Linked DNA regions of Homo sapiens: all the other regions are linked to region 2. A link is a loop called in an ENCODE intact Hi-C map of the cell type or tissue named here. Cell type or tissue: endothelial cell of umbilical vein. All regions are shown on one strand. Links, peaks and the distances in the headings refer to the core of each region. The heading gives the core; the rest is flanking DNA.

What was found. Peaks named below come from ENCODE experiments on the same cell type or tissue, not always from the same donor. Only the 100,000 strongest peaks of a DNase experiment are listed, where the experiment ranks them.
Region 1: it touches region 2 in a loop (6-fold over the local background); 3 of 110 quality-filtered maps call a loop at or near these places.
Region 3: it touches region 2 in a loop (18-fold over the local background); 3 of 110 quality-filtered maps call a loop at or near these places.

The regions. Positions count from the first base shown.
Region 1 is chr7:151,586,925-151,597,214 of GRCh38, forward strand. PRKAG2 (protein kinase AMP-activated non-catalytic subunit gamma 2) reads right to left here. Exons shown (of 16, transcript NM_016203.4): 6 at 8,421-8,530. Among named protein-coding and RNA genes, the nearest start is that of RHEB, 72 kb to the left of the region's middle. RefSeq lists an enhancer at 5,171-5,671. In endothelial cell of umbilical vein, for the core only: no CTCF peak of the experiment used is centred there; a DNase peak (open chromatin) is centred at 6,157; H3K27ac peaks cover 1,917 bases.
Region 2 is chr7:151,748,478-151,758,767 of GRCh38, forward strand. All of the region lies in intron 3 of PRKAG2 (protein kinase AMP-activated non-catalytic subunit gamma 2), which reads right to left. Among named protein-coding and RNA genes, the nearest start is that of PRKAG2-AS2, 53 kb to the right of the region's middle. RefSeq lists enhancers at 4,066-4,849, 4,470-8,150, 6,416-7,197, 8,386-10,290. In endothelial cell of umbilical vein, for the core only: a CTCF peak has its summit at 5,786 (motif pointing right); a DNase peak (open chromatin) is centred at 5,884; H3K27ac peaks cover 1,895 bases.
Region 3 is chr7:152,140,739-152,151,028 of GRCh38, forward strand. KMT2C (lysine methyltransferase 2C) reads right to left here. Exons shown (of 59, transcript NM_170606.3): 51 at 10,162-10,269; 52 at 7,295-8,414; 53 at 5,861-5,997; 54 at 4,415-4,557; 55 at 3,975-4,143. Among named protein-coding and RNA genes, the nearest start is that of GALNT11, 120 kb to the left of the region's middle. In endothelial cell of umbilical vein, for the core only: a CTCF peak has its summit at 5,443 (motif pointing left); a DNase peak (open chromatin) is centred at 5,193; H3K27ac peaks cover 793 bases.

The DNA.
Region 1 (10,290 bases), core at 5,217-7,716, 160 kb before region 2:
TCAAGGTGGGTGGATCACTTGAGGTCAGGAGTTCGAGACCAGACTGGCCAACACGGTGAAACCAAGCCTTTACTAAAAATACAAAAGTTAGCTAGGCGTGTTGTTGCCCGCCTGTAATCCTAGCTTCTCGGGAGGCTGAGGTGGGAGAATCGCTTCAAGTGAGCCGAGATTGCGCCACTGAACTCCAGCCTGGGCGACAGAGCGAGACTCTGCCTCAAAAGAAAAAATAGTGCTTGGCAAACAGCCACTTATTTGGATACTTGCTTGTTTTTTTGTTGGCATTATTCAAAATCACATTGCCTGGAATAATGTAAAGAACAAAATGAAGTTGTTCTGGATTATAACCCAAAAATAAATATCCATAAATCCATACTGAAATAGATGACTGAATAAACAAACAGATGGAGAAGGGACAAATCTCCCTTGCAGAAAAATCCCAACTAACTCACGTAGCTGCTCAGCCCTCACGGAGGTGAAGCGTCACTCCCCATGGCTAAGTGTGGGCTGTACGTGGTGACTTCCTTCTTGGGACTATGGCATGGAAAGGAGGAAGAAGAATCATCTCATGGTGGAAAAACCTGGCACACCTCAGCCAGGTAATGGAGAGTGGTAAGTCACACAGGCAGTAAGCACCCTGGAGACGGTATGATGAAAAGGGCACTTTACCTCTCTCTGGTCTTTCTCCTCCAAAGCCACATGCCCAGTCTAATCATGATAAATCATCATGCAAATCTCAGTAGAGGGCATTCTGGAAAATACCTGACCAACACTCCTCAAAACCGTCAAGGTGTCAAACACAGGGAGTACCTGTCTGAGAAGCTGTCCCACCTAAGGAGGCATGATGACGAGACGTGATGGGGTAACCTAGATGGGATCCTCCAACAGAAAACGGCATTATGCAAAAACTAAGGAAATCTGAAGAAAGCATGGACTTTAGCAAATAACCATGTATCAATATTGGTTCATTAACTGGGACAAATATAGACCACACTAACGCAAGATGTCAAAATTCAACTGGGTGTGGGGTATATGTAAATTCTCTGCACTAGCTTTGCCATGTTTCTGTACATCTAAAACTCTTATAAAACACTTGTTAAAAAAAAAAGCTATCATTTGTAGAGTATTGCTAAAAGAAGTTACATTGCCACTGTGAGGAAAAGCCTGGATCATTCCTAATGCTTCCCCCCACCAATCCTAGGGTGTGAGGATTCCATTATGAAGTTTTATTTATTTTTGGGCCTCTCATAATTCTCGAGGTGTCATCTTTTGGAATCACTAACTGATGTGGTTTGGCTGTGTCCCCACCCAAATCTCATCTTGAATTGAAGCTCCCATAATTCCCACGTGTCATGGGAGGGACCCAGTGGGAGGTAACTGAATCATGGGGGGGAGTCTTTCCCATGCTGTTCTCATGATAGTGAATAAGTCTCACAAGATCTGATTTTTTTTTTTTTTAAGACAGATTCTTGCTCTGTCGCCCAGGCTGGTGTGCAAGTGGTGCAATCTTGGCTCACTGTAACCTCTGCCTTCTGTGTTCAAGCGATTCTCCTGCTTCAGCCTCCCAAATAGCTGGGACCACAGGTACCCAACACCAAGCCCAGCTAATTTTCGTAATTTTAGGAGGACGGTTTCGCCATGTTGGCCAGGCTGGTCTCAAAATCCAGGCCTCAAGTGATCCACCTGCCTCGGCCTCCCAAAGTGCTGGGATTACAGGCGTGAGACACCGCACCCAGCGATCTGATGGTTTTATAAAGAGGAGTTCCCCTGCACAAGCTCTCTCTGCTTGCCGCCATCCATATAAGACATGACTTGCTTCTCCTTGCCTTCCACCATGATTGTGAGGCCTCCCCAGTCACGTGGAACTGTGAGTCCATTAAATCTCTTTTCCTTTATAAATTACCCAGTCTCAGGTATGTCTTTATTGGCAGCATGAAAACAGGCTAATACACTAACTGATACCTATCTTTCTCTGAATTCCTGGGCTTATCTGGAAGGGAAGGGGATGTCCCCCCTCTCTACTGTGCCAGTCATGAAGTTACTGTCTCTCTGCTCCATGCCCATCCCTCTAACTTGGCTTGGTGATGCTGGGACTTTGCAGACCCTGTTTCGGTGTTGCCAACTGGCTCTATTTCAGGTTCTGACAATACAGGAGTCTAGGGAGGGACTCAAAGCCAGAGCAGGAAGAAGGGCTTGCTCCTCCCGTCAGCGGCTAGCAGGGCTCCTGTCTGCCTGCAGCTCCCGTGAGCTCCACCCAGGCACTGCCTTACCTGGGCACCGAGGCACCTCCTGTAGCAGCGGCTGAATACAGTTTGTTGTTTTCCCATTTTGTGCAAAATGAGCTTCCTCAAGCCCCAACTCCCACCCAGAGACATAAGCACCAGCTAGAAGGCACGCGCCAGGACCCCCTCTCCTCCACGACACTGTGGAGTACACCAGACTCACACAGCATCATGGTGAAACATGGGTCACTGAGCCTCATCCCCCCGTTTTGGATTCGGGTCTCAGATTGGGTCTGATGAGCTGCGTTTTTAAAAGTTCCAGCTGATGCTGAAGCTGCTAGTCTGGGAATCAGACTTTGAGAACACTGCCTTAGAGGTCTTTATTTGTCCTTTCAGTTACCAGTTAATTTAGATCCAGTTAACATTTGCTTATGTTCTTTTTCTGTTCAAATAACTGGTGTGGCTTCTGTCTCCTGACTGAACCTTGACTGATCAAGAAACTGGCACCACGGCCGGGCACGGTGGCTCACACCTGTAGTCCCAGCACTTTGGGAGGCTGAGGCGGGCAGGTCAAGAGGCCAGGAGTTTCAGGCCAGCCTGGCCAACAAAGTGAAACCCCATCTCTACTAAAAATACAAAAAATTAGCCAGGTGTGGTAGTGGGTGCCTGTAATCCCAGCTACTCAGGTGGGTGAGGCACAAGAATTGCTTGAACCTGGGAGGCAGAGGTTGCAGTGAGCCAAGATCGTACCACTGCACTTCAGCCTGGGTGACAGAATGAGACCCTGTCTTTAAAAAAAAGAAGAAGAAGAAGAAAAAAGAAACTGCCAAGACTGGTTCCCAGGAACAGAGGACTTGGAATTGGTTTCCCATCCATGGGTTTAACACAGTGTTGAGCTCTTTGTCAGTGGGAAATCAGATTCCTGTAATCCAGGGCAGGCCATGGCATTGTGACTAAAAAAGCCATCATCTGTGCCTGTGATGACATTTGTGTGCCAGGGCCCACATGGCCACTGCACTGGCCACTGAGGCAGAAGCCAGGACCAAAGGACTCAGTATGACAGCATTCTGTGAGTGCGCTGGGGCCTCTGAGAAAACCTCAAGCCCAGGTCTGGGACCTGCACCCACAGACAGAGAACCCAACAAGCCTCTATGGCAGTCCCCAGAGAGTCTATTTCTTGTAGCTACAGGGCTGTTTCCAAAATCAAACACAAAGCATAACTCTGCGGGGTGTGGATGCACAGGCGGAATTGGTGGCATCACCAGGTTTGATGGGAAAGCTGGGCATGGATCTGGAAGGAGTGGGACCCTGGCACCGGACAGAGGGACATCTGACTGGACTCAGATGAAGCTGAGATTCCAGATTCGGGAGTTCCTCCGAGCCTCCCATGGCAGTGGGAACAGCTGGCTCCCCAGTGTCTGAGAATCACCTTTCTTTACTCGAAAGCCCAGTGACAGGCTTTCCTAGGGCAGACGCCTAGCGTGGGCCTCTCACCCTCCCACCCTTGCCACCCCTTGACCTGTAACTGGGGACAGGTTTCCGCATGCTGCAGGGGAGGAAACCACTTATATGCAAAACAAACTGTGAGATCTTGCCATTTCACAGCTGCAGAAACCGAAGAAGTATGTATGGGAATAGGTGCTAGTAACGTTAGGACAAAGACGAGAAATTTAACACTAGTTTGGTGGGACTGATTGCTATGAGTGGTCTTATGAGAAATTGTTCATTAACATTTTGTGCACGCAGCCGGCAGTGGCTCTAACCGCTCACTTGGTTGACTGCCTGAAGTGCAGGGCACTGCTGAGTCCGTGTTTAATGAGGCTGAGATGCCAGGCTTCTGTGGCACAGTGAACTATACAGGAGGAATCCACAGGCTTCGGGAGACAGGGGCATTGGCACGGATTTGTCATGTGCCACCTGCACATTCCATACCCAGAGGACACTCCCTCCTGGAGCCCCTGAGGAATGTACAGGTGAGGGGCCCCTTCAATAGGAAAAGTGAACTTGTCACTGCAGCAGCTGTTCCCAATGTAGTATCTTGGGGGACCCACAGCCCCTGCCTGGACACATACTCCTTTTCTCTATACCAATCTACAAGGACCCCTAGACGGAGTCTGCTTTACCTGGCAACAGGATACTTTCACCCGTGTGTCTCAAGGCTGCGGCACCCCCGCTCTCTACCTTATTATGGTCTGCAGAGAAGCTGGCCATCTTCACACTGCACACTGCCACACTGGCCCATGCGCTGATAGCGGTGTGGGCTGGACTAGACAGGCAGGAAGTAGCAGAGCTCTAGGTGCCTCTGTGAGATATGTGCCGGGCAGAGCATGAGGGACAGACCCCGCAGAACCGGGGGTCTCACACCCCAGAACGGCCTGAAACACTGGAGACACCCCTCCAATGGGAGCTTCAAGTTGTCACTCCACACTCCACCTGCCACTGCAACCACCAGGCAGGTGTTTTGGAGGCAACATGCACCACATGTGTACGTGCTACTCTGACACCGGTACTGAGTGACACTAAAAGCTGTTTTCAGAGAGGCCCAGGGCACGATCAGGCATGTGGCAAGTCCAGGCTGCTCTTCTGTGTGGCCTTAGGACCCAGCAAGGTTGATATTAGGGGTGCTGTAGGAAGCCTCCACCAAAAGGAAATTTACAGAGCAGACATTGAGGGTTTTGAGGGAAGATTAACCCCAAAACAACCATGCCTTCTCCTGCAGATAATGACTCTCCCGCTGGGAAACAGTTCCTGGCCGACTGCACCAGGCCCTTATAGAGACCAAACAAGCTAGCCACGAGATGCGGAGACCATGCAACCTGAGCTCCCCATCACGAACAGGGAACTACTAGGCCCCCCAAGCCGAATGCTGAGCATGCACAGCGACCCTCTCTCGCCAGGCCGAGACGGGGCTCGCCCAGGCCTGTGAAGTACATGGACACTGCATGGGTACATGATGCAGCTGCTCTGACACCGGTGCCTCCCCTACCTCGATCCACACCCAGACTCGGGGGAGCTCCTTATGAGCCACTGACTGATGGAGAAAAAGCTGGGCTTGGTTTACAGGTGCTTCTCCTGCTGGGCTGGCCCCTGCTGGCACTGCACAGTGTGGCTCTTGAGGACAGTGGGGATTACATCCCCCAGCAGGCAGACCTCCCAGTTGGACATTTGATTTCCACTTTATCAGGACTGAGATGGCCAGGACATATCTACATGGATCCCCAGGGTGATTCCAGTATTAAACCGAGGGGAATCTCATGGAACCCAACTGCAGGGAGTCCAGTCGGCCTCTCAAGAGACCGAAGATGGAAGCAGAAAAGCCAAGCCCGAGACTGCTCTTCCCCCTCATTCTGGTGGCACACCCTCGCATTCTGCTCTCCTCTCATTGGCTCTGTTCTACTCCTGTCTGCGCACACTCTTTCAGCTTCCCTGCAAGTGGCTCGCCTTGGTCCCTAGAGCAGTTACGGCTCTGATGACGTCGTATCCTCAGAGTAACGTGGTCATTTTGAGTACTGTTCTGCAGCTTACTTTTTCTTTTCCTAATCAATGAATCAATGAATATACTCTTGACAAACATTTTCTCCATTATGCAGTATTCTATTATATGCCTATGCGAGGATTTATTTAACTGGTCTCTTAGGTTGTTTTGGGTACGCGGCTATTTTGTTTGCTTTCTTAGCTCTTGAGGGTGTGTCAATGGCTATTACTGCAGCCTGTGTCTAGAAAATACTCAAATCACCCCTTTTCAAATACATCTTTTTACCTTGACTTAACCAATGCCAAACAACTCTCTCCCCCTATTTCCATGGTAATGCATCTCAGCTCCTCTCAACTTAGAGGCTCACAGGATAAACGGCTTCCCGGAGATGATGCTCACAGCTCCTCTTAATTACGGAAGTGATATTTACTGGATCAGTCACCTTGGACATCCATAAGGCATTGCATTTTTCATGTATTACTCACTTGACTTTCTCTAGGGTTTAGCCAAAATGAGTAATACATGGAAAGCTGGGTAAAAGTCAAATCAGCTGTTACTTGTTATTATTATTTTTTGAGAGTCTTGCTTTGTTGGAGTCTTGCTCTGTCATCCAGGCTGGAGTGCAGTGGCACAATCTCGGCTCACTGCAGCCTCCGCCTCCTGGGTTGAAGCGACCCTCCCGCCTCAGCCTCCCGAGTAGCTGGGACTACAGGTGACTTCTACCACACTCGGCTAATTTTAATTTTTGTATTCTTAACAGAGACGGGGTTTCACCATGTTGGCCAGGGTGGTCTTGAACTCCTAACCTCAAGTGATCTGCCCGCCTTGGCCTCCCAAAGCGCTGGAATTACAGGTTTGAGCCACTGTGCCCGGCCTACTGTCGCTTATTTTTAAGTTGGTAGAAATGCCGGTGGTCAGAAAATCTGGTATTTTAAAAAGTAAACCTTCTGGGGGATGGGCGTGAGGCTGAAATAGGTTGAGCCAGTAGTTCCTTTATTTTGGGAATTCAGAACTTCTCATTATTTTGTTATTGAAACATGTAGTCACAGTTCTCGAGACCGCATCTCTTAAAACAACTGCCTACTGTTTTCCCTACTATAAGATTGTATTTGGATGCTTCCTTCTTTGTGTCAAATAATCAAGAATCTTAGGGTTTTAAAAGTGACTCTGAAGGTTACCTGGTCCAAAGTGAACTCAGCAAAGAACATAAAGCCAATTTGCAAAAATCAATTGTATTTCCATACGTTAACAAGAAACAATTGGAAAATGAAATTAAACAAAAGCAAAGTCATTTTTGGTCATCCTGTAAGTCCTGGGTGGCAGGCACAGAATACAGGTAAGGGGCTCCAAGAGCCCGGGGAGCCCTCTGAGGACGCACGGCAGGTGTGGGGCATGGGAACAGAAGCAGGCCACACCTGGGGGTCCCTGGGGAGGTCTAAAGGGCCTGGTGGAGCAGGAAGAGCCTGGAAGGATCATCTAAGGCAGGGCTATGGGAGGGGGTGGATACACTCCAGGGCACCTTTCAGCTGGTGCTCCCGAAGGCTCAGGCTGAGGCAGCCCTTCCAGGGCCCTTGCTGGGTGTCTTCCCCTGCCCTGCTCTTCCTCTGATCCCTTCATGCTTCCTCCTGGGAGTGCATCCTTCATAAACCCATGAATTCTTGGTTTAGCATTTACTTCTGAGGAACTCGACTGAGGACAATCCTACTTGGAAAATATTTATGTAGAAACAATACACTAAATGTATACGCACAGATATGTGTGTAGACACCCATTTGATTACACTGAATGTAGTTTGATCACGGTATTGAGTATATTATTTAGGACTTTTTGTATGTGATTATAAGTTACATTGATATAAAGTAAGTTGCAATACGCATAATTTTAATACCAAAATGTTAAGATTCAAATTTTCTGGGAAAAGAGATCGGTAAGGTTCTTCTTTCAAAAGATTGCCCATTTTTGTGATTTTCTTCTTTTTTACCAATATTATTTCAAATTTATCATATGTTCTACTAAATAACTAAGAAAGACCATGAGGATATACTGAGCGAGGCCATACAGTTTAATAATGAACAGCTTAGGTTCTAACACACATTAGACAGGCCTGTGTTCAAAACCCCATCTTGTACTAGCTCTGTGGATTAGGTCCTTAAATTCCACAACAACTTGTGGACTAAGCTTTCTTTTTCTTTTTTTTTTGAGATGGAGTCTCACTCTGTTGCCAAGCTGGAGTGCAGTGGCACAAGCTCGGCTCACTGCAACCTCTGCCTCCTGGGTTCAAGCGACTCTCCTGTCTCAGGGTCCTGAGTAGCTGGGACTACAGGCATGCACCACCACACCCGGTTAATTTTGTATTTTTAGTACAGATGGTGTTTCATCACGTTGGCCAGGCTGGTCTCCAACTCCCAACCTCAGGTAATCTGCCAGCCTCGGCCTCCCAAAGTGCTGGGATTACAGACGTGAGCCACTGCACCTGGCCAAAGCTTTCTGACTTAAGTTCTTAAACTCTATAATTTGAGCTTCCCTGTCTTTAGGAAGAAGACAGTAATAGCACATTTCTTATAAGGTTGCCAAGATGTTGAGAATTCAGATAAAACCTCAGCACAGTGCCCGATAGTGCAAAGGACTCAATAAACGTTTGCTGGCATTGCTGGTTTTAAATTACTGTATAAAGTAGTAGCCATCCAAAAAATACCAAAAAATTCATGAAAATGGAGTACACTTACTTGTAATGTAGTATCAAAGACAACAAGCTTTGAACTGGTTGGAACGATGTCATAACACTTGTGTGACCTCATGAATCGCATGTAAACACCACTTTCTGAGTCTTCTACTGCTAAAAGAAAAAAAGGCAAAACATCAGTAATAATAAAGAATTCCCTCAATCGGATGAAGAGCATATACGTAAACCTATCACTAACAGACTTAATGGTAAAATACGAAATGTTTTCCCAGTATGATCAAGGGCCAGGCAAGGATGCTCACTCTCACTAATTCTATGAACACTATATTGGAGGTCCCAGATGGTGAAATAAGGCAAGAGAAAAAAATGAAAGGCATACATGTTGAAAAGGAAAAAGCAAAACTGTCTTTATGTGCACACTGTATGATTTTCTACATAGGAAATACCAAAGAATCTAGAAAAAGTTCCTAGATCTAAAAAGAATGAGTTTAGCAGGGTCATAGAATTAAATCAGGGTTAATAAAACAAAGACAAAGCTAATCGAATGGGGAAAAGTTGGAAGCTTTCCCTTCAAGATCTGGAACAAGGCCAGGTGCATTGGCTCACACCTGTAATCCCAGAACTCTGGGAGGCTGAGGTGGAAGGGTCACTTGAGCCCAGGAGTTCGAGACCAGCCTGGGTGGCATAGCAAGACCCAGTTTCTACAAAACTAATAAAATAAAATAAAAATAAAAATAAAGGGGAAAAAAAAGACCAGGAACAAGACAAGAATGCCTGCTGTTGCTACTCTGTTCAAGGTAGTACTGGAAGTCCTTGTCAGAGCAGTCAGGCAAGACAAAGAAATAAAAGGCATCCAAATATGGAAACAAGGAAGTTAAATTGTCCCTGTTTGCAGATGACATAATCTTATATATGGAAAACCCTAATGACTCCATCAAGAAACTGTCAAAACTAATAAATTCAGTAAAGTTACAAGATATAAACTCAACATAAAAAATCAGTAGCATTTCTATACACTAATAGACAACTATCCGAAATAGAAATAATAAAAGAATCCCATTTACAATAGCTACAAAAAAACAAAATACTCAGGAATTAATTTAACTCAGGAGGTGAAAGACCTCTAGAGTGAAAACTATAAAACACTGATGAAAGAATTGAAGCAGACCAGGTGTGGTAGCACGCGCCTGTAATCCTAGCACTTTGGGAGGCTGAGGCAGGCAGATCACCTGAGGTCAGGAGTTTGAGACCAGCCTGGCCAATATGGAGAAACCCCGTCTCTACTAAAAATACAAAAATTAGCTGGGCATGGTGGCACAGGCCTGTAATCCCAGCTTCTCAGGAGGCTGAGGCACGAGAATTGCTTGAACCTGGGAGGCGGAGGTTGTAGTGGGCTGAGATTGCGGCACTGCACTCCAGCTTTGGTTACAAAGTGAGACTGTCAAAAAAATAAATAAAAATAAAAAAAAAGAGGAAGAATTGAAGAAGATACAAATAAAAGGGAAGATATCTTGTGTTCATGGATTGGAAGAATATTGTTAAAATGACCACACTATCCACTGTGATCTACAGATTCAATGCAATGCCTATCAAAATACCAATTCTTCGCAGGACAAGAAAAAAAAAATCCTAACATTTGTATAGAACCACAAAGGACCCCAAATAGCCAAAAGAATTTTGAGCAAAAAGAACAAAGCTGAAGATATCACACTACCTGACTTCAAAATGTACTACAAAGCTATAATAACCAAAACAGCATGAAGCTGGCATAAAAACAGACACACAGACAAAGAGAATTAGAAAGCCCAGAAATAAATCCACACATTACAGCCAAATGATTTTTGACAAAGGTTCCAAGAATACACACCGGGCAAAGGGTGGTCTCTTCCATAAATGGTGCTGGAAAACCTAGA
Region 2 (10,290 bases), core at 4,631-7,130:
TCAACATACAAGGTTTAACACTGATAAATCATAAAATAGTTGACGAGGCATATGATTTTTAAAGGCTTCTTTTGGGGTTTGGTTGAGGAGGGTGGGAACTACTGCTTTTCAATATAAATTGTTTTGGAATGTTTGGTTTTTTTAACCATGCGATTGAACTACTTCACTGAAAATTAAAATGTAAAGGGGAGAAAATTGAACAAAAAAAATCTGGTAAATGGTGATAAGTATCTATAGCAGACAAAAATCAGCAAGGTACATTCTCAAAAACTCCCTTTGGCAAAAGCTAAAATAAAAATAAAAAAGGTTGCAAAACTCCGTCATCAGCAGCGGCAAGGAGGAAAGAACATCCGTGCCGTGCCACCTGGCCTTCGCCCCGCCGCGCCCGCAGCCAGAGAGATGAGCTGGGCACTTTCACCCAACCTGCCCCCAGTGACGACAGTGAGAGTATTTGCTAATCATTCGCCAAAATTTTAAAACACAGTTTTCTGGGCTTTAGGCAACATGGGGCTGGCCTGGGTGTTTTGGAGCCTCCGAGGGTGAGGAAGAGGCTGACGGTTTTCCTCATAGAGGCCCACGGGCCAGATGTCTCCAGAGAGGAGATGCTCAAAAGAAACTGTGCTCACTGCAAAGCAGAAGAGATGCGGTTAAGCAAGAGAACTGGATTAACCATCCATCCAAAGATCAAACTCAGAAAAGGAGGCTACGGAGAATTTGCCATCTTTTCTCTCTCCTCACTAGAAGCTTTAAAGGGATAGTTAGACCCTGAGTCAGCCTTTCACATTGTAGCAAGCAGACACCTGGAGGGGCAATGAGACAGTCCCCCGTCCATCAGCCTATCCTGATGCCCCATTTCTTTGAATCAGTGAACTGTAGTCCCCGGTATCCACCTCCCTCACTCTCTCTGCTTCCTCCATTTCAGTAAGCGTTCAGTGTCTACATGGGCCAGGTACAGAGAAGCAGCATATGAAGGTGACGTTGGTCATCAAAACTCTGCTGTTATGAAACATTTTTGTGCATCAGAGGACAATAATAAGAGAGTGAAAAGGCAGCTCACAGGAAAGGAGAAAATATTTGCAAGTCATATATCTGATAAGTGTCTAGTATCCAGAATACATAAAGAACTACAACTCTACAACAAAAAGACAATCCAATCAAAAAAATGAGCAGCTGCCTTGATTAAATATTTCCCCAAAGAAGACACACAGGTGGCCAAAAGGTACAAGAAAAGATGCTAAACTTTACTAGGGAACTGCAAATCAAAACAGCAATGGTAGACCACTTCACATCCTCTAGGACAACCACACTGAAAAAAAAAAAAAAAAGGAAAAGAACTGGGTCGGGCATGGTGGCTCATGCCTGTCATCTCAGCACTTTGGGAGGCCGAGGTGGGCAGATCACGTGAGGTCAGGAGTTTGAGACCAGCCTGGCCAACATGGTGAAATCCCATCTCCACTAAACATATAAAAATTAGCTGGGCATGGTGGCACATGCTCATAGCCCCAGCTACTCGGGAGGCTGAGGCAGGAGAATTGCTTGAACCTGGGAAGCAGAGGTTGTAGTGAGCCGAGATGGTGCCACTGCATTCCAGCTTGGGTGACACAGCAAGACTCCATCTCAAAAAAAAAAAAAAAAAAAAAGAACTGAACCGTTGGCAAGGATATGGAGAAACTGGAACCTTCATACATTGCTGATGGGAATGTAAAACACTGCACTGTGGAAAACATTCCTCAACAAGTTAAACACAAAATGACCATATGACCCAGAACCTGCAGTCCTAGGTATATACCCAAGAGAACTGCAAACGGGTGTTCCAACAACTTGTACATGAACGTTGATGGCAGCTCTATTCACAAAAGGTGGAAACAACCCAAATGGCCACCAGTGGATGACTGAGTAAGCAGAATGGAGTCTATTCTACAATGGAATATTATTCAGGCATAAAAAGGAATGAAATTCCAATATATGCCACAAAGTAGATCGACTTTCAAAACAATCTGCTAAGTGATAGAAGCCACATGCAGAAGCCCGCAGGTCATGGGGTTCTGTTTCTGTGAGATATGCAGAATAGGCAAGTCCAGAAAGGCAGACGGCAGCTTAGCATCTGCTAAGAGCTGTGGGAAGGGGTAATGGAGATTGAGGGCTAAGGGATGTGAGGTTTCCATTTGGGGTGATGAAACAGTTCTGGAACTAGATTGGGGTGATGGTCGCACAACACTGTGACTACTGAGTTATATACTTTAACACTGTTAAGGTGGCCAGGCACAGTGGTATGTTCCTGTCGTCCCAGCTACTAAGGAGGCTAAGGTGGGAGGATCACTTGGGCCCAGGAGGCAGAGGTTGCAGTGAGCCAAGATGGCACCACTACACTCCAGCCTGGGACAGAGCAAGACCCTGTCTCCAAAAAAAAAAAAAATTTGTTAAGGTGCTAAATTACATATTATATGCATTTTACCACAAAAAAAGTTAAACCTACAAATACTAAAGGAAAATATGGATTAATTCTACAATCTGGATTTCTAATGATGACTAAGTATGCTCATGCTATTGTCTAATGGCTATTTTCATGTCTTTTGAGGATTGCCTAGGCATGTCTTTTGCCATACTGATTCAAAGATTCCTTTTTTTTTTTTTTTTTGAGACGGAGTCTCACTCTGTCGCCCAGGCTGGAGTGTAGTGGTGTGATCTCAGCTCACTGCAAGCTCTGCCTCCCAGGTTCATGCTATTCTCCTGCCTCAGCCTCCCAAGTAGCTGGGACTACAGGTGCCCGCCACCATGCCAGGCTAATTTTTATTTATTTATTTATTTACTTATTTTTAGTAGAGACGGGGTTTCACCGTGTTAGCCAGGATGGTCTCGATCTCCTGACCTCGTGATCTGCCTGCCTCAGCCTCCCAAAGTGCTGGGATTACAGGTTTAGTAAGCCACCACGCCCGGCCCAAAGATGCCATATTTTTTTTACAGCTACATGGTACTCTGCTATGTAGCTGTAACTTCTTTATTTCATTGAACTACTCTATTTATTATTTATTTATTTATTTATTTTTTTGAGACAGGTTCTCGCTTTGTCGCCCAGACTGGAGTGCAGTGCAATCACAGCGCACTGCAGCCGTGAACTCCTGGGCTCAAGTGATCATCCTGCCTCAGACTCCCAAGTACCTGGGACGACAGGCACATGTCTCCATGCCCAGCTATTTTTGTTTGTTTGTTTGTTTGTTTGTTTGTTTGGTAGAGACAGGGTCTCGCTACGGTCTTGAACTCCTGAGCTCAAGCAATCCTCCTGCCTCAGACTCCCAAAGTGCTGGGATTACATGTGTAAGCCACCTCACCTGGCCAACTACTCTCTTCTATGTGGGTGTTTAGGTTGTCTCTAATACATCTGCTGAGAAGGCCTAGAAGCAATGACACCCCAGGAGTGACATGCACACGTAAACACTATTTGCCACTAAAAGTGACAAGGGCTCTTTAGAGCAATGGCTAATTCCAGGGCTGGGGTGAGGAATGTACAAGATCAGCCAGAAAGCCAGGAAGTGCCCACAGCATGATGGGGACAGGGTGGGGATATGATGGGGAAAGTCAAAGGACACAGTGATCCGCCTGGAGAGGCTCCTGCTGGCCACGTCTAGGACAATTTGAGCATCAAAAACTTGATAATGAAGACATGGAATCAACCTAAATGCCCATCAATGACAGACCAGATAAAGAAAATGTAGTACATATGTGCTGCGGAATATTACACAGCCATAAAAAAGAAAGAGATCACGTCTTTTGAGGGAACATGGATGGAGCTGGAGGCGATCATCCTTAGCAAACTAACACAGGAACAGAAAACCAAGTGCTGCATGTTCTCACTTATGAGTGGGGGCTAAATAATAAGAACTTACGAACACAAAGAAAGAAACGACAAACACTGGGGGCTACTTAAGAGGCAGAGGGTGGGAGGAGGGAGAGGAACGGAAAAGATAACTATTGGGTACTGAGCCTAATACATGATGAAATACGTGGGTGATGAAATAATATGTACAACAGACCCCCATGACACATCTTTATCTATGTAACAAACATTCACATGGACCCCCAAACCTAAAATAAAAATTTTTTAAAATATTTGATAATGAGAAATAACATGGCACTGAATAGGATACAAATCCATGAGTCCATAGATACATACACACACAGGGAGAGAAGAAAAACCTGTTCTTTAAAGTAGCATTCCAACCAGTCAATGTAGAATTCATGATAAATTTAGAAAATCGCCTTTTGGTAATTACTATAGTAACAATTCAGGCAAGAAATACATATCAATCCTAAAACTAGCAAGTGAAAGTTTGATGAGAAAGAAGACATTTACACAATCCCAAAGTAGGTCCCCCTGAAGCCCTGACTGGTGACAAGGGGGAAAGTAAGCCCTTTATTAAAGTAGAGAACTTTATGGTGGCAGACGCCCCCTTCACCAAGTGACCGGCGTCCACTTCACCGGAAAGGTGTCGCGGCCGCATCGGGTGACCCTGCTGGGATGCAGAAGCCCAGGGCAGCCCACGGATGGGTGGGTGCCCACCTGAGGGCGGAGGCTGGCTCTGATGGTGAGGAAATGTCGAAGGGCAGGTGACACAAGAACTGGCCGTTGTCCTCCTGAAAAGTGCTCAGGTCGTGACAGATGAGACAGGACTGAGGAGCTGTTCCAGATGAAGAGACTGAAGAGAAAGGACAACGAAACAAAACGCGTGGCTGGAGGTCTCCTCTTCCAAGAAATGACGCCCCTGAGACAAGGCACAAAATGTGAATGAAGCCTGCAGCTTAGCTGATAGCATGATATTTGTGCTGATTTCCTGATTTTGACAATTATACTGTGGTTAGGAGAATGACCCTGTTTTTATGAAACATCCACTGAAATATTTAGGGGTAAAGGGATATGATGTCTGCAAATTCCTCTCAGGGGTTCAGAATTCATATAAACACACAGTGAGAGATCGTGAGAAATGAGATATGGGCAGATCTGGTGAAATGCTAACATCGGGCAATCTGGGTGAAAAGGATATGAGAACTCTTTGTATTATTTTTGTGACTTTATGTTTGAAATTGTCAAAATAAAATGTTATTTATTATTTAATAATTGTTTTTTTAGAGACAGAGTCTCACCATGTTGCTCAGGCTGGTCTCGAACTCCTGGGCTCAAGTGATCCACTACCTTGGCCTCCCAAAGTGCTGGAATTACAAGCGTGAGCCACCTCGCCCAGCCCTAAAGTGTTATTTTAAAAAAGGAATTAAGAAATACAGGCTGAGCAGTGGCTTGTGCCTATGATCCCAGCACTTTGGGAGGTCAAGGCAGGAGGATCGCTTAAGCCCAGGTGTTTGAGACCAGCCTGGGCAACATGGCAAAACCCCATCTCTACAAAATATTTAAAAATTAGCCGGGCATGATGGTGCACACCTGTAGTCGCAGCTACTCAGGAGGTTGGGGTAGGAGAATCGCTTGAGTTGCAGTGAACTGTGATCGCACCACTGCACTCCAGCCTGAGAGGCAGAGCAAGACCGCATCTCGAAAAAAAGAAAAAGAGCTACAGTGGGCCTGTGTGTTAAGTAAGAGCATGTGTTAGTGCTGCCTTTTACTGTCTCCGAAGGTGGGAGCATCACCAAAGCAGGCCCTGAGAGAACTAGAGGACTCTAACTCGCTGAGGGCAAGGAGATTCTTCCGGGAATTTTTCGTTGGCTTCTCCCAAATAATAACAGCCTGGACACAGGATGTGCAGGCCAGCCCTGGCTGGGGACGTCTTCCAGGCTGGCGCCAGAGGGCGCTGTCCCCAGGGACCACACGGGATGCCAGGCCACATAACTCTGCAATGTGTTGGCTGAACTTTTCAGGAAACTTGGATGCCGCACATACTTTTCCTTTCTTTGTGGGCAGGCAAGATGAGTCACGTTTTTCTGGAGTCTGCTCAGCCCCAGTATTCAGACCTCATCAGCTGCCCTGGTCCGGAAGGCTCCAGCTGTGGCCAGTGAGCGGGGGGCCCAGGGTGCCCGCGTTGGCTGGGCCAGCACTGGGGCTTAGGGGCAGACTTGGGCAAGCCAGAGTCAATCTTTTTTGTCGGGTACAGGGTAAAGCTCACAGTAATTCTGGATCATGGCAACATCTGGGGACAGACCCAGGGCCCTTTGTACAACTCACAGGGCACAGCCCTGAGGGAGGCTGGGCTTTGGCTTCATATAGTCCCTGTTCTCCCGCCCACCCAACCCCCTCCGCCGCACCTGACTCCCCACCACCTCTCCAGGCCCTAACTTCGAGTACCTCACTCTCCAGCACTTCGAGCTGCACCTCACTCCCCAGCACTTCTCCAGGCCCTACCTTCGCGGTCCCCTCAGTTCCCCTGCCTCCCTTCCTTCCGAAGGCCACTGTGGTATTGGAAAGTTGGAGCAGCGACCTGAAGGAAGGGACCCCACCTGTGTCTATCTGCAGGAAGGGTCGCTGCAGGCTCTCTGAGAGGCAGGCTCTGGGATGGAAATGAGCATGTTGGATGTACATCAGGGAGTGCTCTTGGGCCTGACAAAGGGGCGATGGAGACCCCGTGAAGCCCCGACAGAGAGTTCTGAAGCCCGGATGCCCCTTCAGAGCTGTCCTGAGCGGGGGTCGGGGGCTGGTCCTTTATGTACATCGGCCGGTTATTGGGCGTAGGCCGGCTCTGGGAGGGGCTGAAGGCTGGCGAGGTGGTGCTCCTTAGCTGAGGGCCATCTGTCTGTCACACCCACAGCTGGGAGTGAGTTCCTCATTCTTGAAGGAATCGGGAATCTGGGAGGCACGGCACAGCACAGCCTCAAGGGTGTTCTGGCTCCAGGGTGTTTTCTAGCAGAGGGCCTAGGGGACATGCTCAGCATCTCAGGGTGTTTCAGGCAGAGGGCCTAGGGGACATGAGCCTGAGCAGAGGAAGACAGGGGGTGGGTGTGCACAAGACACAGTCAGAGCCAGCCCAGGGTGACCTCAGAGGACCTCAGAGGCCATGTGTGGTGGGGCTTGGAGTTTTCATTTAAATGTGCTGGGGCGGCGTCAAGGGGTTGAACAGGGGATGACATGATGGGATTTATGTTTTAAAAACAGGAGTTGGCAAATTACTACCCAATGGCCCAATCCTGCTGGCCACCTGCTTTTATAAATACTTATTGGAACACAGCTGCACCATTAGTTTATACTTTGTCTATGGCTTCGTAGTTGCAAAAGAGACCACGTGGCCTTCGAAGTCTAAGACATTTACCATCTGGCTTTTTACAGGAAACATTTGTCAACTGCTGTTTGAAGAGACTCCTCTCCTTGCTGGGCAGAGTCATTTCCAAGGCAGCAAGGGGACTCTCACGGGGGCCACGGCCCCTCACGAGCCTTCCCAGTTTCACCCCGGTGCCTAAAGCAACTCACTTTAGCAGTTGCTCGTGTTCTTTGGTATTAATGATATAAATCACCTGTGCACACCATGAGGTTCCTCCAGGAGGCTGCGGGGCCCTCCCAGGTGGAAGTGGAGAAAAGTCCTCAGTGTCTCTACCTGTGCGCAAACACAAATACTTCCACTGCCCTCTCCCGCCTCCTCTCCCATCCCCCATTGGTCTCCTCCTCTTCTCAGGCCTCTCCCCCTGGACCACCAGTGATGCCGGCAGCCACAGGTCCCTCTGCCCCCAAAGCAGGTCTCGCCTCTGCACCATCGGTACAGTCCCACAGGCCCCTGTGGCCTCCCTGAAAGTGAGGAGTAAAATGACTCACGTACAGGTCATGTGAGCAATGCCCCAGGAACACACACCACACACGTGACTGCAACGAAGGAAGTGTGGGTTCCTTTTAACGTAGGAGCCACCAGAGCTTCCCCAGGAACCTCTCTGCCTCTGAGGCACCAAAGGTTTCCTGTCCTTGCAATGCTGGGAGGGACCCTAGATGGATTTGTGGGTGCATCTCGGGCACCCCGCTCAGCACATGGCTCAGGCACACGCAACGACTCAGTGGTGCCTCCAGGCGAGCGGGTACCTGCGCTGCTCTCATGCTCAATCCTCACCCCTACTCTGCCTGGATGCAGGGGCTGACCTCTGACCCCTGCTGCCATGTGTCCAGGCTCCCGCTGGGCAGGAGACAGGGAGACACCTTGGGCAACATCTGACCATAGCTACAGCCCCTTTGGCTCCCGTTCCTGCCAGACAGACCAACTGCAGCTCCTGGTTCCAGCCCCGCCAGGGCTCCCAGCGCCGCCCTCTTCCCTTCTCCCACCTGGGGTGGGAAAGGATTTTCCTTACTCATCGGTGGGTCGCTTCCCAAACTCTAGTCTGGCGTCTCAGCTCTTTCCTCACCTTTATAACCACGCAGCCACATAATCAGAACTGTGACGTCCGTGTATTAAACTCCATCTGCTTTTAGTACGGAGAGTAACCCTCTTCCAGGTAGGACCCGGGCTGACAGCTGAGCTAGGGCCATCTGCAGGAGACGATTCAGACGGGGTCAGCGCTGCGATTCGGGGGAGTAACCAGCGGTGAGCTTCAGGCCTAAATGCTGGAGTCCTAAAATTACTCGAGTCTGACCCCCCGGTTTTTGGTCTTGCTCTATATTTAGGGACAATGGCCCTATTGATGCTCACTCGCTGAACCACTGCCTGGCGTTTGTTCTGCGGGGCAAGCTGGAGTGGGGTGCTCCTCAGCCCCGGGAGCCCTTGGGATGGAAATGCAAGACTCAGAGGCTCTAAATTAAAGTCTTAAAAGCTTGGGCTCATTCCTCCACACAAAGCACAAAACCTTTGGCATTTTATGGGAAAACAGACTTTTATTTGAAAAATAAACTCAAGTTGCTGGGATATAAAGGAAGAGCTGTCTGTGATCCAACGCTGAAATGGTGTGAAAGGACCTGAAGTTTTACAAGTTAAATAAACTTCTCTGAAAGACTCATTCGAATTTCAAACAGCTCCCAGCACAGATCCTCTGAAAAAGATCCCCAGATGCAGCAGGATGAGACACAGTGCCCGCTCCAGGGTGGGGGTCAACCATGTGGAATGGGAGATTCGGATTCAACCACAAACAGAGAAAATTAAATTCCTTTTGGATGTTCAAAATACACATGACCTCGGTCATAATTGTGAGCTAGTCTTGGAAACGGACAGGGGGAAAATCTACCATTCCACATCTCTGGCAGAAACCCGGGACTTACTTCCATCCAGCGGATCCTCTGTGCCCTAAGAACCCCCCAAACCAGACTCGCCTCAAAGGCGTTCCAGACGCATTCTGCTGTTCTCTGACCATCTAGGGTGGTGTTTTCCAAACTGCAACCACTGCCCCCGCCACCCCATCATGAAATCAACCGTGTGGGTCAGATAAAGCAGCTGAAACAATAGAATCGAAAATAAAGTACCTAGTCAGGGTCAATATTGCTTCGTAAAAGGGCTTTTGTTGATGTGTTGTATGTGCTGGATTATGCCATCAGATGGATTTGTTACTGTGGGCTGCAGTCAAAACGTTTTCAAACCACTGCTGCGATGAAGCCCTGCGGCTCCGCTTTACCATCTCAGTGCTGTAAATCTTCCCCGGGTGTCAGAGTATATTCTCCACCTTTTGCTTTGTGCTTGTCCCTACCAGACACCATGGTCATCACCTAGAGTAGCCTTCGGTGTAATCAAAGTAGGTGGCTGTCTAGGCCAGTGATTTTCAACTCTTTTTTTTTTTTCTAGTAGGACAAAGATAATGTCCCAATGTCCAGCAGGGCTGATCCTGTCAGTAGCAGTTACTGGGTGTGCCCTGCTGCCCCCATCAGACAAGATGCCATTTCTTGCTCCGTGGGGGCCAGCTGGCCAAAGGCCACCTTGTCTCACTCCCTAAAAGCTACCACTGCATGATTTTAGGGTTCTGGGAAGACAGTCGCTTCCAAAAAGAGAATCTGTGGCATCTGGTTTTGATGCTAGGAATTCTTTCTTTGTTATGAGATAAATGTGTCAACTACCCCTGAACTATGTCACCTTTAAGTTCTATAATGTCTATTTTAAATATTTTTGCCAGAACTGTTTCCATCTGAGGGAGGAGGGAAAAGGATAAAGGCATGTTGAGCTCTAGGAGCTGGGAGCCCACAGAAAGGAAAACAGAGCAGGGAGATCCAAGGTCCCCAGAGACATGGTGTTCTTCCCATGTTGGGTGACCATCAGTGTACCCCAAAGGTTCCAAACCCCGAAGGCACTGATAGACCTGGGGGGATGAGGAGGTATGAACTGGAAGAGCTTGGGAAAATAAGAGGCAAGTGCATGAAAAGCTCAATATGTGATTTTTAAAGAGACAAGAAGGCAATAG
Region 3 (10,290 bases), core at 4,077-6,576, 390 kb after region 2:
TCATGAAGCACATCCGGGAGCACATGGTGGGAAGGGCCATGTGAGAGACTTTAGTATGTGAACTGATTTATCCTCTGAACAAGCATCTTTGATTATCTGTTCTACTCCAGATACAACTCACAAGTGAATGAACCAGAACACACAAAAAGTATGTATGGAGATCAATAGAGTGTGGTTTAAGAATAAACAAGATCAGTGGAAATGAAGAGATTCCAAATGGGCCAGGCGTGGTGACTCATGCCTATAATCCCACCACTTTGGGAAGCCAAGGCAGGCAGATCCCTTGAGGTCAGGAGTTCAAGACCAGCCTGGCCAACATGGTGAAACCCCGTCTCTACTAAAAATACAAAAATTAGCTGGGCATGGTGGCGTGTGCCTGTAATTCCAGCTACTAGGGAGGCTGAGCCAAGAGAATTGCTTGAGCCCCAGAGGCAGAGGTTGCAGTGAGCTGAGATCATGCCACTGCACTCCAGCCTGGGCAACAGAGTGAGACTCCAGAGGCTGAGGCATGAGAATCGCTTTAATCTGGGAGCCAAGATGGCACCACTGCACTCCAGTCTGGGTGACAGAGTGAGACTCCATCTCAGAAAAGAGAAATAGATCCCTGCATGTATGAAAATCTAACGTACAGTAGTAACTGGTATTAAAATTCAGTTTATAGTCAAGATTTCGTGGGGTTAGAAGAAAAAGGCCAGGTGCGGTGGCTCACACCTGTAATACCAGCACTTTGGGAGGCAGAGGTGGGCGGGTCACAAGGTCAGGAGTTTGAGGACCAGCCTGGCCAATATGGTGAAATCCCATCTCTACTTAAAAAAAAAAAAAAAATTAGCCGGGCATGGTAGTACACACCTGTAGTCCCAGTTACTTGGGAGGCTGAGGCAGAAGAATCGCTTGAACCTGGGAGGCAGAGGTTGCAGTGAGCCGAGATCGTGCCACTGCACTCCAGCCTGGGTGACAGAGGAAGACTCTGTCTCAAAAAAAAAAAAAAAAAAAATTCATGCCAGCCACGGGGGCTCATGCCTGTAATCCCAGCACTTTGGGAGGCCGAGGCAGGTGAATTGCTTGAGTTCAGAAGTTCAAGACCAGCCTGGACAACATGGCAAAACCTCATCTCTAAATAAATATTTTTAAAAATTAGCCAAGTATTGTGGCATGCGCCTGTAGCCCTGGCTACTCAGGAGGCTGAGGTAAGAGGATCGCTTGAGCCCAGGAGATCGAAGCTGCAGTGAGCTGAGATTGTGCCACCGCACTCCAGCCTGGGCGACACAGTGAGACCCTGTCTCAAAGAAGAAGAAAGAAAATCAGTTAAAAATGAGTGGGTTACTTCTAAATGGCCCTTCAACAACTGGTTATCCAATGGAAGAAAGCGAAATTGTATTTTAAAAATGTTATGCAAGAAAACCTCTAGAATCCGTATATAATCTAGGGTCTTGACCAAGACTAGATGCAACAGAAAATTATGTATGTTTGTTTATATAAACAGTAACTTTTACAAGAAAAAAGATGTCACACTTGCTGGTAGGCAAAGGATATTTTGTAGGGGAAAATTCTGAATAGTGTAAACTGCTAAAAATTGAAAAATGGACAAAGGATATGAATACGCAATTCCTATGAAAGCAAATCCAAATGGCGGACATGAAAAGCTGCCTATTCAATTAAGGTAACATCAGTCTATATTTATCAGACCAACTAAACAAAAAAATAGTAACACCAGCTACAAATGGGAAACAAGAAAACAGTCTCACATGCTGCAGGAAGAAGTGTGCAGTAAGAGACTTTTTAGAAAACTGGCAATATCTATTTAAATGAAAAGTACACACGCTTTTACACAGAAACCTCACGTTTGGGAATATACCCCATAGGAGTGAAACTATTAATTCATTGTGATATTTGTACAAGATATAGCAACACTGTTTGTTATGAGAAAAATTATAAATCAAATACACACTCATCAGTAATGCAATGGTTTAACTGCAGTTCATCAACACTATGGAACATCAGGTAACCATTCAAAAGAATGAAATGAAGCTACGTCAGTTGATCGAGAGGGACCTCTGATTATTACAGAGAAAAGGAAGACGGAGAAAAATAAATATAACATGATTCCATTTTTATATATGTACATAAAAGTGTATATAGTTCTAAGATATTAGCACAGAAAAACAGGATACATATTAGATCATCCACGGGATCCCCAGGGAGGTGGACAGATGGGAGGGTGGCAGGATGAAATAAGTAAAGAGACAGAAACCAGAGCTCTCAAAAATGCTTCAGGTTAAAGGTGACAGGTTGAACACAGTTAAGATACCCACTAAAATCACAGTAAAAGCACACTCCTCGAGAACACGAATGGGTATAAGAGTGAATGGACTATTTAAAATGAAAAGTAATTGACTTAGCAGGGGAAAGCTAGAACTGGAAGGAGTAGAGGCAAAGCACTAATTCACCCACAGAATCCGAGAGAGGCTCAACAGAGAGGGGCAACAGCAGAGAAAACACAGATACTCCACTCATAATGTAAAAACAAAATATCAAACAAGATCAAGAGCAGAAAGGGCTCGTAGCTAATCTCTAAAAATAGACAAGAAAGATTAGCAGATAAAGTAGAGGAAGTCTCAGAAAGAACAGAGAGACAAGGAAACAAAGAACAGAAGGGGAGAAAGGATATAAGACAGAAATTACTCTCTGACATGCATGAGAATCATCCAGGAGGCCCCACCTCCAGAGCTGGATTCAGTGAGGCTGGGCTGGGGCCCCCGAACCTGCACATCCTAACAAGCTCCCAGGTGACACTGCTGCTTCTAGTCTCAGGTCCACACTGTGAGATCCTGAATCTCAGGGGTTTTAGTGCAAACACAGAGGAAACAGAGGGGCAGAACTTGCAAAAGAATGAATACAAAACACATTTCTCAGACGGAAGGTCACGATGCTCCAGGTTGAAAGGGCTCATCAAGGGAGGAAAGCAATCAACAAAAAGACCTCCACTGAGGTGTAGTTCTGTGAAATGTCCAAATATCAATAAAGAGAAGATCCTACAAACTTCTAGTGAGGAGTAAAAGGGTTCCAACAAAGGAACAAGAATCTGAATGAGTATAGACAAAGGAACGCTGATCCAGTTTATAGGGTAAAGATACTTTGCTGGCTGCTGAGAGGGAACTGGATGGGAGGAGACAGCCAGGCCTGCAGTGGTACAGGCAAGTGATATGTGGCTCAAGATAGGGCTGGTAAACCTAAGAGTGGATCTGAGAGAATTTTTAGGAGAAAACAGAACTCGATGATGCTTTAGGTTTAATCTGGCAGTACTGAGGCCAATGTACACAAACGGTAACATCACTCAGCAAGGAGCTTGTAGGATGGCGGGGTTTAGGAGCTGGACAAGTTTGACAAAGTAAGAGCTTTGTAATTCCATTCTGAGACATCCAAGGAGAAAAATGCTGAACAGGCATTTGGATATTTGGGTCTGCAGCTCAGGAAGTATGGACTATAGGTGTAAACTTAAATGCTTAGCCTATACACGGCCTTACTTGTAAGATAGTCCACAGTCTACCAAAAAACATGCACTGATTTCATGAAACGGTAGCTTCCAAAAGATAAGGTAACTTCCAAAATTGGTGTACCTTTGGAAAATATTTTCATTTGTATTTCTCTCAAGTGCTTGAAACAGCTCTACTGAGCACTCCACAAATCCAGTGTGTGCAAATTACAATGCTACCTGCCTCCCAGGAGCTCTCAACAAGATGCAAAGATGTGGATTCCACTGGTCTGCTTTCCCTTTGGGGAAGCCAATCACCAAGTCCCAAGACTACATATTAAATCCCTAGTGTTACCAAGGGACAGGATTTGATACGATTTTGAAAACACGTTTCTGTCCCTGCAGCTATGTGAAATCATTTTCACATACTGGACATCAATAGCTTCAGATTGCTAGACTCCACCCTGTCTCTCCACTTCCTGTACACAAAGTATTTCTTCACCTGAATCCGAGACCGTGCCAGATACACATTGGATTTCCATTCAGTTTTCATCTTCCGGTACTGCGATGACTTGGAGTGAACAAACTGTTTACTATAAGGTGCGTTCAGTTCTCCAGTGACTGTGCTCTGAAATGACTTTGAGGTGCTGGTGCTGTTTAAGGTGTGAGGCCTGCAGACAATGGCATATCAACAGGAAAAAAATACAAGGAAAACTGAAGATACCTCTGAGTAATGCCCAAAACCAGGTTAATTCAGATTCTTACTGACAGAAACATACATGGAAAGCTGCCTAGCAGAGACACACGGCGAGTTCTCTTATGTAGTTGGGCACATACACAGCCAGACAGCAGGGTTTGTAAGCAGCAGACAAATCAAGCACAGGAAACCACTAATACGCCTAGAAACCCTGGGCTGTACTATGTGAAGTTAAAACAAAATACCTTAACACAAACCTCTTGACATGGGCACTCATTTTAGGTTCAGAACGGGCACAACCTGTGGGGTTAACGGCAAGAGGAAGTTCCATGAGAGGATTTCGGCCGTATCGGAAGGTATAATTTTCACATGCCTCAACCCCAGGAAGCTGAAAAGAAGCAAAGCAGACACAAAGTCACCCCATCTGATGGAGACTACAGACAATCTCAAGCTGGTCAAAGGATGGCCCACGACAGAAATAACTCATCAGCGTTTTCCCCGATAATAAAATGGTCTTCTAGCTTATGTTAACACTATTGGCCTGCAGGTAGATCTACTTAAATATGAGTATGCAAATTCAGTTTCAAAGCCAAACTTAGGTAAACCCTGCCAAATGCTCCTTGAAGAAAAAGATTAGCCCATGCAACAAACACTGGCTGACCAATATACACGCTTGTGTGATTTCAGGGCCTGACTGAAACACACAATACCCACAAACACAGGGCATGTAATGATTCGCATTGAGTTCTTTCCCCTGTATTAATGCCAACTTTTATATCTCTGTCTGGAATTTTACAATTAAAAACAGTTAAAAAATCATCTATATGGTTTCTTTCTTGATCGTTTCTCACTCCTTTCAATTTGACTCTGATGTGATGAGGTTATCGCTCTCCATGTCCTGGGAGCATAAAGCATAGGTGTTAACTCAAGCTTTACTCAAAGTCATTTACATGTTAAAGGTCTTTTCTGGAATACATTGCTTGTGAAATTTATTTCTCTGTAGTCATAAAAGATAAGTATCATTTAGGCAGGGCGATTCCAAAGAAAACAATTAGGCACATTACTCAGTGGCTTTTGGGGTTTCCTCTGCCTGTCCAAAGAAAACACACCAATGATATTTTTATTCTTGAAAACAATGCCTTAGAATCATACAATTTTCTAAAACTATTGTGTAGATATGGTTCAGTTAGACTCACTGACAAACAGGCTTGTAATCTTTTAAGCAAAGAAATGTCAAGAGAGGACAGAAATCAGTGCTGCTGCGATCTACTGCCCTCTAGTGACTTCATCCTAGGAAGAGGGCAGGAGAGTGGCCATAAATACCCAAGTGTCAGGAAATGGGCACACTGACATTCTGAGGTGGGAGAAACTTCAGAAAGGCAAGGGAAGAGGAGAGTGTCCTCACCCATCCAGCACACCCAGAAGATGTGACAAGCCTGGTGTCCTTCACCCCTGCTTGCCTCCAGCCTGGAAGAGAACCTGAAGTTGGTTAACTACCTCAACTGGGTGAATACCAACACGGCTGAGCTCTCCCGATTAATCACCAATGCCTTATTCCTCTAAGAGAAACGGGTTAATGCACAGGCTCAGTCACTTTCTGAAGAGTGCCACAAATGTTACAGCATGTGTTCAAGTGGTCACACTGAATCAGGAAAGCAATTCCAATCTCAAAGCCTGACCAAGACACTCACTGATTCCGCTATGCGTGCCACTGCAGAGACGGTCAGGCCAAACAGATCCTCTCCTTTTAAATACGCTGGGAAAAGCTGGAGCATTTCAGACTTTTTTCTCACACATGCCACAGGCTCCAAAATCTTATCCCAGACACCTACACAGGGACAAAAACATAATTTTTATAGGAAATAGGATACAGTATAAAAAACAAGAGCAAAATGAAGAATAACCACTCACAAGGATTTACTAATTTCCAAATAAATCCTGTTGGGCAATAATCTAATAAATCTGTTTGGTAATAATCTAATGAACCTGTTTATTAAATGGCAGCAATTTTTTTTAAAGACCTAAATTTTGGGGAAAATAATAGATTAAGGACATTAAAGTGAAAAAACTTAATGTAACTGAAATTCATGCAAACAGTTCATTTACTTTCATAGTGGCCATATAACATACCAGATTTTAAAATGATTAGTCTAATTGGTAATGTCTATAGCTATGTTCCTTTCCCCTCAGATTTAAATTAAAATGTTAAATTGATATTTTCTTTGGAATTATCTTTAGAGTATTTTCAGACTTTTTTTTTTTAAGTGCTAAACTTAAGAAAGCAGCTCCACATACTTTTGTTTGTGTACTTTCTACATAAGCAAAAGTGACAATCTAGACTTAACCATGGAGGTCCAAACTAAGTGTTTAATTTCCATCTCTAAACTTACGTAATATCTGATGTTCCTATACATTGTCTTATGACAATGTATACAGTATGATTTAGATGTCATTCCTGCCTTCTAGAAACTGACTTTAAGAAAAAGGGGGTCCCTGCCAGGTACGGTGGCTCACACCTGTAATCCCAGCACTTTGGGTGGCTGAGGCAGGTGGATCACCTGAGGTCAGGAGTTTGAGCCCAGCCTGGCCAACATGCTGAAACCCTAAAATACTAAAAATACAAAATTAAAAACTACTAAAAATATAAAAATTAGCCGGGCATGGTAGCGCAAGCCTGTAATCCCAGCTACTCGGGAGGCTGAGGCAGGAGAATCACTTGAACCCAGGAGGCGGAGGTTGCAGGGAACTGAGATCGCGCCATTGCAGTCCAGCCTGTGCAACAAAAGAGAAACTCCGTCTCAAAAAAAAAAAAAAAAAAAAAGAAAAAGAAAAAGAAAAAGGAGGTCCCCAATGCAAATGACAGGCAACCTTTATCTACAAATCATTCTCGGATTTACCTCACCAACTCGTATGTTCAAAGATATATTGATTATGAAAGTGTTTAGACAACTGTATAGCAAAGAGAGCAAGGTGTGAGAACACAAACATTGGCATTTGTAAATGAAAAATACACATTATAAAATATAAAACTAACATGAGACAAACATGGAAAATTGACAAAATACATTCATTAGCCTGACATCAGAGTAAGTAGCACTGCACAGCATGTGAACGGCAGACGTTACCTTTAGGTGAGATGTCACTTAGAACCAGGTCTTCATGGCCTTGTTCCACAATCCTGATGACAAACACTGGGCGCCCATCCTTCTCCTCAATGGAGCACAGGTAGCGGCAGCGCCTATTGGCATAGCGAGTGCTCCAGTACAGCCGGCTGGCTTCATAGCCCACAGGGAAGAGTGCTTTAGGAGAATGGAATGCTTGCATCTGCTGTGGAAGCAGCTGACCAATTGTGTGGAAGATGAGGCTACCCACGCGAAAGGTATGGTCCCGTTCTCCTCGTTGCACGATGCTAGCAATCTGTCGCACCTCATCACGCTGAACATAGACCCTCCTGAAGACTGCAAAGTAACTTAATTCTTGCTCATGAATTCCCTTTGGTTTGTGCATGGGGCAAAGCATAGTTTTGTCCTTAAAAAACATGCATTGTGCTTTAATGGCGCAAGTGAAGTGATAAATGTTGGTGCATCGAAATCTGTGGCATCCACTAGTGGCACCCGTCTTGTGACAGAAGACACATTTCATTTGTAGGCCTCTCCTCAGAGCTAGCTCCACATTTATTAAGGCACCAGCCTGAGTCTCATAGACCTCCGTGGACCACAGAGCGCAGTTCAAGTGGACCCACAGATCCAAGTCAAGGTTGAGTAGCCTTGCTGGTCCATCTGTCAATCCATCACCTTCTTCATGACAAAAGCAACATTTCCGATAGTCTTTGGGCACAGGATCAGGTTTAAGGGAAGTGCCCAATTTCTTTAGAAATTCATCTATTTCATCCTCACAAGGTGGTTTAAATGTCCCCTTAGGGATTACAATATGAATGCTCCACTTCTTCCATTTCATTCCTCTCCATTTTTTATTGAGCGGCCTGCAATCTTCAAACCCACCATGGACAGCTCTTAGCCGAGGCTTCAGCTTGACTGTCACCTTCAGCTCATCTGGCTTGGCCTCGACTTGGGCTGCTTCAAAAGCAGGAGGGAAGGCGATGGGTGGTGAGGCAGGGGGAGAAGCTTTCTCTGGGAGCTGGGGGAGACAGTGCACATCCAAAGTGGAGATGTTGTTGCTGTACTGATGAAATGCTTTGGAAGGCGTTTCTCTCATAGGTGATTGTGGCAATGAAGGAATGGATTCCTGGGCAACATAAAGAAACCATGACAAAGAAAAATAATTCACAAGCCCGGAAAGCAATTCTTGTTAAGACAAGAAGCTGAGCAGTATGACTGAAGAGGATGGGTGACCTGAGGGGCAGAGGGAGAGTCAGCAGTAAGTGCTGGGGGCTCATGCACCGCAGAAGCTGACCATGCTCTAAGGTGCACAGGGATAGAGAGCGGGTGATGGCAGCTGTGCCGCGTCCTTTCGAGGCCTTTTCCACAAAGCCATAATTCTGGAGAATATTCTGCTCTTACACTTTCTGGGACAATCCCCTTTCTAACTATATTAAAACCAGAAAAAGAAAAAACACACACACACTCACAATGCTGTCAGAAGAGCTAATATAATTTGTACAATGGAACAGTGTTTTTTGTTTAACCAAATAAGAACGCTGCAGCATCGTTTCTTGAGAGCTTATCTCCACTCTAAAATTCACATCTGTTAATCTCAGCCTTAATCAATTGGTGTAAATGTTACAGAAAGGGAAGGAGCCCCTGTCAACAAATGAATCATACTAACTTTTCTCTGAGGCTTCTCAGCTCTGATCCGGCTGCTGAAACAGTTGAGCTGAGGGGAAATCTCCAATAGCTTATTTACTTTATGGTACAGAGTATCATAAACTAATAAACACCAACCCACAGGCTGCCCTCTTTTCACATGCCCCAATCCTGACAAGGTATCTGAAAAAAGACATGCCTTATACCAAATCAGGCAGGGACTGCACACCAACTTAAACTATCTGGTGAAAAAAAAAATCCTTCTTGCATTTAGGCTGATGTATTTTAAGATCTAAATTTATTTGTCATCTAGCCTAGATTTTATTACAGGCATACTACAAACAACTACCTGTTAAAAATAAGTCTTCAGAATGTTCTTCTGTGAAAGACATACCAGAGCAATAACCTGGATGGAGGAATGACTGGCAGTATTACTGTACAGGAAAAGCTTCCTTCAAAACATGATTATAAACATATCATTTGTATCAACCATTAGTTGGACACACTCAAATTACATAAAATCAAGTAAAGCAGACCTCTTTCACCATACTGTGAGCAAAGTGTTTTCTCTTAAAATGCACAAATAGTCTTAAATTTTATCTTTAAACAGGTTTTCCTATTGGGGTAACATCAATAAAAATGATTTTAAAATATTAAGATATTTACGGCCGGGCGCAGTGGCTCACACCTGTAATCCCAGCACTTTGAGAGGCTGAGGTGGGCGGATCACGAGGTCAGGAGTTTGAGACCAGCCTGGCCAACATGGTGAAACCCCATCTCTACTAAACTACAAAAATTAGCTGGGCGTGGTGGCACGCACCTGTAATCCCAGCTACTCAGGAGGCTAAGGCAGGAGAATTGCTTGAATTGGGAGGCAGAGTCTGCAGTGAGCCAAGAGGTGCCAATGCCCTTCAGCCTGTGGGACCAGAATGAGACTCCATCTCAAAAAAAAATTAAACTGGTAAAATTAAAGATTTTAATATTAGTGTTCTGTTTACTGAACTTTTAAAACATAACTCTGCCCACTTCTGTCAAATAACTAAGTTGAAAGAGTAGCACGACTCAAGGCTCCCTACACCCTCTCCTCCTCTGCCGGGTCAGCACCTGCTTTGGATTCCCCACACAGAGCTCCATGAAGGCAGGGACACATCTTTATTCACTCCCATATGCCCAGAACACAGAAGTCACTCGTTACACATTGTTATCAGCTGAGATTATCCTAATCTCACCTTGTTTTCTGAGTTTTTCGCTTGTGCAGTTGATGAATAAAGAATAAAGCAGTTATTACTACAGAAGACAATGTCCTTCTCTACCCTCTTGGTGCTTTCTCGGGAATCCTGAAAAGCAAAGAGAAATGT